Linked DNA regions of Homo sapiens: all the other regions are linked to region 3. The links are chromatin loops, found by intact Hi-C in ENCODE. Cell type or tissue: OCI-LY7. All regions are shown on one strand. Region 1 has its middle 5.5 kb from the start of BFSP1. Region 2 has its middle 27 kb from the start of MGME1. Region 3 has its middle 24 kb from the start of SNORD17.

What was found. A loop is a pair of places that touch in the nucleus more often than their neighbours do. Peaks named below come from ENCODE experiments on the same cell type or tissue, not always from the same donor. Only the 100,000 strongest peaks of a DNase experiment are listed, where the experiment ranks them.
Region 1: it touches region 3 in a loop (12-fold over the local background); 17 of 110 quality-filtered maps call a loop at or near these places.
Region 2: it touches region 3 in a loop (5-fold over the local background); 8 of 110 quality-filtered maps call a loop at or near these places.

What each region holds. Positions count from the first base shown.
Region 1 is chr20:17,535,611-17,538,110 of GRCh38, forward strand. It overlaps a transcript of BFSP1 not described here. Among named protein-coding and RNA genes, the nearest start is that of BFSP1, 5.5 kb to the left of the region's middle. RefSeq lists a silencer at 1,577-1,646. In OCI-LY7, CTCF peaks have their summits at 1,530 (motif pointing right) and 1,742; a DNase peak (open chromatin) is centred at 1,531.
Region 2 is chr20:17,994,837-17,997,336 of GRCh38, forward strand. No RefSeq gene overlaps it. Among named protein-coding and RNA genes, the nearest start is that of MGME1, 27 kb to the left of the region's middle. RefSeq lists an enhancer at 1,295-1,364. In OCI-LY7, CTCF peaks have their summits at 1,427 (motif pointing left) and 1,627; a DNase peak (open chromatin) is centred at 1,415.
Region 3 is chr20:17,937,701-17,940,200 of GRCh38, forward strand. No RefSeq gene overlaps it. Among named protein-coding and RNA genes, the nearest start is that of SNORD17, 24 kb to the right of the region's middle. RefSeq lists enhancers at 1,012-1,605, 1,238-1,367. In OCI-LY7, a CTCF peak has its summit at 1,534; a DNase peak (open chromatin) is centred at 1,491; H3K27ac peaks cover 951 bases.

The DNA of each region.
Region 1 (2,500 bases), 400 kb before region 3:
AAATGACATGTATAAATATAAACATAAATAAGTATGAGAGATAGTAAGGAAATTAGACAAAATATTAAGAGGTGAATCTGGGTTGTTTGTACTATTCTTGCCATTTTTCCTAGAAAGTTTGAAATTATTTTCCAAAACACCTGCAAAAAGTGTGATCACCTTTGCAGTATAGACATTTAATAAATATTACTTGCTTTATGTTATAGCTATATATATGTATAATGGCTAAGAGAGGGAGAGGTGCAGAGAGGAGAATGGCTTAGCAAACTGCAGTAACAATAGGAGAAAATGGGCTATAACCATTGAACAATTTTACTTATTTATTTTATTTATGTATTTATTTTTTTAAAAAAACAGGGTCTTGCTATGTTACCCACACTGGTCTCGAACTCCCTGCCCTCAAGCAATCCTCCTGCCTCAGCCTCCCAAAGTGCTGGGATCACAGGTAAGAGTTAGCACACCTGGCCCCACCAAACAATTTTAACCTTGTGGAATATACTATGATATAAATAAAAATGCTTATAACAAACTTGAAGGGGAAAAGAAAAGCAAAATACCAGATGCATGGTAATTTTAGCAGTACAAAAATATCAGAAATTAGTGAAATATGCCAGGTTTAATGTTCATCATATCTTTTATTCCATTTAAAGTTGTTTAAGGCTGGGTGAAGTGGCTCATACCTACAATCCCAGCACTTTGGGAGGCCAAGGCGGGTGGACTGCTTGAGCCCGGAAGTTCAAGACCAGCCTGGGCAACATCGTGAAACCCCATGTCGACAAAAAATATAGGCACATGCCTGTAGTCTCAGATACTCAGGAGGCTGAGGTAGGAGGATTGCTGGAGCCTGGGAGGCAGAGACTGCAGTGAGCTGAGATTGCACCACTGCACTCCAGTCTAGGTGATAGAATGAGACCCTGTCTCAAAAAATAAATAAAATAAAGTTATTTAAATGTAAAATACAGTTTCAAAATTTTTTAATTAACATTTTTCTTCACTAACAAATATCTAAAAGCCTGAGTAAAATAGGCTTAGATGTTTTGCCTTTTAGTCAATTTCATACTCTAGCATTTTGAGCCATCCCTTTCAGTTGAGATACATTCTGAGTTTGCTTTGGACATTTTACAGAAACAAAAGGTAATGGAGGTAATCATATATTCCTTAGAGGTGGGTTTCACGTTAGGTCTCTGCTGCCTACTATTGTGTGACCTTGAACAGGTCAATCTGTTTTCTACAATGATGGACTTAAGCTAAAGAATATCTAAGGTTCCTTTCTGCTTATTATGAGCAGAATTGTATTCCTCCAAATCTCACATGTTGAAGTCCTAACTCCCTCAAAATGTGGCTGCCTTCAGAGATGGGGCCTGTAAAGAGGTAATTGAGGCTGTTAGGGTGGACCCGTCTGTGGTGCTTTGTTCTGGAAGCCCTAGCAAACGAATACACTGCTCTAACACTCTGACTCTGCACCTTTTACCATCCGTCCTTTACCCAGAACATGCAAATGTCTGCCACAAGAGGGCCACCCTATACTAAAATTGAATGCCCTGCCACATGGTCCCACCAGGGTGCAGCTTGAAGCCTTTCCACCAAACTGGACCAACTCAAAAGGTAAGTCAGCCATGGAAAGTGACAGCCCAGGAGTAAAAGGGCAGGCAGACCCCTGGCTCCCGGATCCCTACTATCCCTGCTCCCTGTAGCCAGGCCTCTCCATGAGGCCCCAGTCTCTAAAGACGCACCCGTGAAGTATGCTCAGTGCTCCTGGAAGTGATGAGTCTGTAGGAAGGGTCACAGCAGATGGAGAAACACACTCAGAAGCAAGGCTCTCTCTCCAACTAACTGCACACACGCAGTTGACTCTGAAGAGTTGCTGGAAAATGAAGCCTGAGATTCAAACACTATCAAAGAGAGCACTAAGCATCCAACCTGCTTTTCTCAGGGTCTAATTCAGAAACTGAAGCACCAAAAAAAAAAAAAAAAAAAAACAAATTTGTGTGACAGCAAGTGTGTGCCTGGTGCTTTGACTGACAGGCACCGACAAAAGGCAGGATTACCAAATGTAATGCAGGATCCTAAACTGGACCCTAGACTGCAAAAATAAAATCTATAAGGGACATTGTGATGACAATTGATGAAATTTGAATATGGAATGAGGATTGATAAAAATATTGTAACAGAGTTAAAATGTCTAATTTTAAACATTGTATTACGACATGTAAGAAAATGACCTTGGCTGGGTGCTGTGGCTCACCCCTGTAATCCCAGCACTTTGGGAGGTCGAGGCAGGAGGGTTACTTGAGCCCAGGAATCCAAGACCAGCCTGGGCAATATAATGAGACCCTGTCTCTACCCCCAAAAATACAAAAATTGGCCGGGCATGGTGGCACATGTCTGTAGTTCCAGCTACTTGGGAGGCTGAGATGAGAGGATCACTTGAGCCTGGGAGGCAGAGGTTGCCGTGAGCCAAGACTGTGCCACTGCACTCCAGCCTGGGTGACAGAAGGAC
Region 2 (2,500 bases), 57 kb after region 3:
TGTAATCCCAGCACTTTGGGAGACTGAGACGGGTGGATCTTCTGAGGTCAGGAGATCGAGACCAGCCTGGCCAACATGGTGAAACCCCGTCTCTACTAAAAATATAAAAATTAGTCGGGCGTGGTGGTGGGCACCTGTAATTCCAGCCATTTGGGAGGCTGAGGCACGAGAATTGCTTGAACCCAGGAGACAGAGGTTGCAGTGAGCCAAGACCATGCCACTCCACTCCAGCCTGGGCAACAGAGCGAGCAAGACTCAGTCTTCTAAAAAAAAAAAAAAAAAAAAAAGCATTACAGATAAAAGCTGTTGCCTTGTTTTCTTAATCCCATTTCCCTCTCCCCTGAGACAAATGCCGTCATAAATTTGATGTGGGTTTTTTTGTATAGTTTTACTGTGTGTACTGGTTTCCATGTATAATATAGTTTTGCTTTCTGTGTTTTTAGATTTACTTGCTTTATCTCAACTTTGTTTTTGAGATGTCTCCAGGTTCACCAATTCTAGATCTTTCATAACTGCTTTTAACTCCTCTGCAGTTCTCCCTCCTGTTTTATTGTCATGCTAATGGACTGTTCGGTTAACAGTGTTTTGCTACTCCAGACGATGCAGCAGTGAACACCTTTGCACGTGTTTTCTGGTACACACAATACACATGCAATATAGTGGAAAGTGCAGTATGGATTGTGACTCTGCCACTTACTAGCTCTGTGACCTTGGACTAGTTACTTGACCTTTTTTTTTTTTTTTTTTTGAGAGGGAGTCTCACTCTGTCGCCCAGGCTGGAGTGCAGTGGCACGATCTCGGCTCACTGCAAGCTCGGCCTCCAGCGTTCACGCCATTCTCGTGCCTCAGCCTCCTGAGTAGCTGGGACTATAGGCACCCGCCACCACGCCCGGCTAATTTTTTTTGTATTTTTAGTAGAGACGGGGTTTCACCTTGTTAGCCAGGATGGTCTCGATCTCCTGACCTCGTGATCCACCCACCTCGGCCTCCCAAAGTGCTGGGATTACAGGCGTGGGCCACCGCACCCGGCCTGTTACTTGACCTTTTTGTGCTTGATTTCCTCATCTGTAATTTGGGGGAAAATAATAGTATCTGCTTCTTGAAATTGTGAGGATTGAATGAGCGAAGCATTCAGAAAAGTGCCTGACACATGGTGGGAACAAAATGTTAGCCATCCTCCTATCAAATGATCAGACCTGGATGTGTCTCTGCTGGGTCAAAGCTTGAACATTACCACCAAATTCCTCTCCAAAACAGTGACATCGACTTAATGTCCCACCAGTGGTGTCTGAAATTTCCTGATTTCTCGCATATTCTCTAACACAAGAGTTGTGAGCCCCTCTTCTGACGGTATGAAAACCATTTTTTTTTTGGAACAGCATTAACGCGTGAATAAAATCTGCTTTAAAACGCGACTGTCATCTAGTGGTGAGAGAAGTACACTGCAATTATGGGGCAGAAGCCAAAAATGGGCGGACCTACATCTATCTCCGGGTAATTTGGGCATTTTAGTCACCAACACAGGTCTGTTTTGAATAAAATCAACTACATGAGTGTTCTTCCTTTACCTCTGTATTTTCAGGCAGCTTGTACTTCTCACTTTTTCTACTACAATAATATAGAAGCCTGGCTACACAGCCCAGTGAGGCCCCTTGCTACCAAATGCATCTGGGTCACCGGTTCGGAAAAGTGGAGTGAGATAAAGTAGAAATGAGGCTATTTACCAAACTGGTAGGAAACTGCAGCTCCAACCAGGGCGGGCTTCCCACAGGCAGCACTGATTTTCCAGCAGGAGAGATGGCAATTCCCACGTTGGTGCAGGTCATACAGGCACTGCAGGGGACTCAGCTCAGTCGGCTCACCAGAGCCCCAGTTAATGCGTCCCAATCAGCCTCAGCCATTCTCTGCGAGGACTTCTAAAAGGATTGAAAAGTGTATGAAAGTGTTAGATATTAATCATCAGAGACATAGATATAGTTTTAAAGATCTGTTAGATAACAAATATTATCTAACAGGTTAGGTAACATGCTACAATTTTGTGATGAACAAAAATGTTCATTAAAGGTAATAGTGTAAAAAAGCAATGTTGCTGAAATGTAACCTAATGTGTCTTTAAGTAATAGTATCACTAAACTAATGGCATATTAAAAGTTTTTTAAAAAAAGAAGCCGTGTGCGGTGGCTTGTGCATGTAATCCCGACATTTTCGGAGGCTGAGGCTGGCAGATTGCTTGAGCCCAGGAGTTCAAGACCAGCTTGGGCAACATGGCAAAATCCTGTCTCTACAAAAAATACAAAAATTAGCCAGGCATGGTGGTGCACACCTGTAGTCAGGCCCAGCTACTCAGGAGGCTGAGGTGGGAAGACCACTTGTGCCTGGGAGGCAGAGGCTACAGTGAGCCAAGATCACACCACTTCACTCCAGCCTGGGGGACAGAGGGAGACCCTGTCTCAAAAAAAAAAAAAAGTTAAAAAAGAAAACAAATTCTAAAGAACAGCAA
Region 3 (2,500 bases):
AATCCCCCCAAACAGGCCTTTGTTCCTTTAGCTGAGGACACACCAAATGTATTAATGAACGTGGATAAGAGCTGGAAGGCAACTATCAGAAGTGGCTGTGGACTAGGATTACAGGCTGTTATTTTCCTGGCCTGAATATTACAGGTCCCACAACTTAAGAAGCTTTAAAGGAGGTTTGTAAAGCATGTATTAAAAAATAAGGCAGGCCCAGTTGGGCAGTGGCTCATGCCTGTAATCCCGTTTTGGGAGGCTGAGATGGGAGGACTGTTTGAGGCCAGGAGTTCAAGACCACCCAGGGCAATATAACAAGACCCGTCTCTACAAAGATTTTTTTAAAAAAATTACTCAGGCATGGTGGCGTGTGCCTGTAATCCCAGTTACTTGGGAGGCTGAGGTGGGAGGATGGCTTCAGCCCAGGAGCTGGAGGCTGTCATGAGCCATGACCGCACCACTGCACTCCAGCCTGGGCAACAGTGAGACCCTGTCTCAGAAACAACCAACCAACCAAAAAAAAGAAAGGCTCAATTAAAAATTAAAATCCTCCCAAACAGCTACCTAAACCATTCACAACTTCTAGCTAATGAAGACTTTGGTTGGGTGGGGTGGTTGCTGAAGGCAGGGAAGAGGCTGGGAGGCTCAGGGCCTCTGTGCTTGTCTGCAGGGGGCCCTCACCTCTTCCTCATGGGAAGCAGGCCGTGGAAGGACAAAGATGCAAAAGAGCTGTTTTGGGGCCTCAGGAAAACTCCTCCATGGATCTCCACGGAGAGAGAGAACCAACAGCAGAAAACCTCCAGAATCCAACCCCAATGCTGGCATCCTGAATCGTTTTTTGTAAACAATTCCTATTCGGATAGGAAAAAAATCTAGAAACATTTAATAACTTATTCTTGAGATGTGGTATTTTACTGTTATTTTGTTTTACAAGATGTGGGGACTTCATTAAATCCCTACATGTATTAAAGTTAGAAATAAACATTAAAACCAAAAAAGTCAATGGTTTTGAATGGTGACAAACCAAACCTCCAATAAGAAATCACTGTGGGCAGCTCACCCACGCAAGGGGCACCTTGTGTATGTGCGAGGAGTGGATGGGGAAGGGCGTCCCCTGGACCTTGCAGACCCAGCTGTGTCTAAAGGACATAACTGATCACTGCCCAAATGTTGTCCACCACCCCCAACTTCCTTCCAGACACATCACATGGCCTGGCTGTGAACCCCCATCAACATCACAACTGTTTTGACACCAGGCTCAGATGGGGAGTTCTCGAACAGCATGGCCTCAGCAATGGAGGTTGTGTCTTGGGTAACCAGAAACCTGAAGCCCGCAGGAATCCTGGAGGGGACTGCTGGTCTGGGAAAACACCATTCAGAACTACTTAACTCTCAAGTAGCCTGACATTTCTCTTCCTGCTACCTTAGCTATAAGCTGATAATCTGAGCAGCTCTGCGGGGATACCAGGCTCCTGCTCAGCTGTGGGTGGGCAGGTGGCTGTGCTGGGTCGCCCCTGCCGCCTACAGGCAGAAAGCGGATGGTGCAAGGTTTCCTTCCAAACGGAAATCGCCCTTCACAGAGCTGAGCCTGGGAATTACCACAAAGAAACCTCACAAAGAAAAGGTGCGCAAGGCAAATGTTCAGAAAACAGACCCCTAAACCCTGAGATGGCACAAGTGAATGTGTTGGGTGGTGAACTGGCCAAATGCTTGTGCTCTGTCACCACAAACGACCCCAGTGGTCTGACATGACCTCAACGGCTTCACAGACCAGGGGTGTGCTTTCCTTCCTCGTGACAATCTCCTAATTTTGCTTTTCAGAGTGGGGGAGGGCGGGGAGAGGGGAGGTGGATGGCAGTTGTCCCTGTTGTCTAGTCTGGAGTACAGTGGTGTGATTTTAACTTACTACAGCCTTGAACTCCTGGGCACAAGCAGTCCTCCCACCACCTCAGCCCTCCAGGTGTATGCCACCACTGTAGGTTAGCATTTTTTGTAGACACGGTTGCGCTGTTTCTCAGGCTGGATCCTAGCTTTTAATGAAATCGTATGACATGTGAACTGTGCAGTTTTGCGTGTGCCACGAGGCAACTTTCTCAGCCGTGCCTTGGGCAAGTCACAGCCTTTTTGGCCTGGATGCCTTAAGGCAGCCCATCTGAAACCACTTCCCATTCCCATTTCTAGAAACCTTCAAGGGTTCCCTATGAATTGTGCACCCACATGGGTTTTCCTGGAGGATCACTAGTTCTCAGAACCATACAAGCACACAGCAAAAGCCTCTCCACACATCACCCTGAAGTGACCCAAATTCCCATTTCTCAATGTGGGACCTATGCTCTCCTGCACTCCAGCAAGATAGCTGTGGATTCCCACCTGATGCTGTTCCTCCTGCTGCCAAGTGCCTGCCTGCCTTTCCAGGTCTCAGCACACCACACAGGTCGCAGTCAGCATCTAAACCCATCCCCCCACCCCAGACCACTATGAATGCACCCTCACATACAGGTAAAGGTAG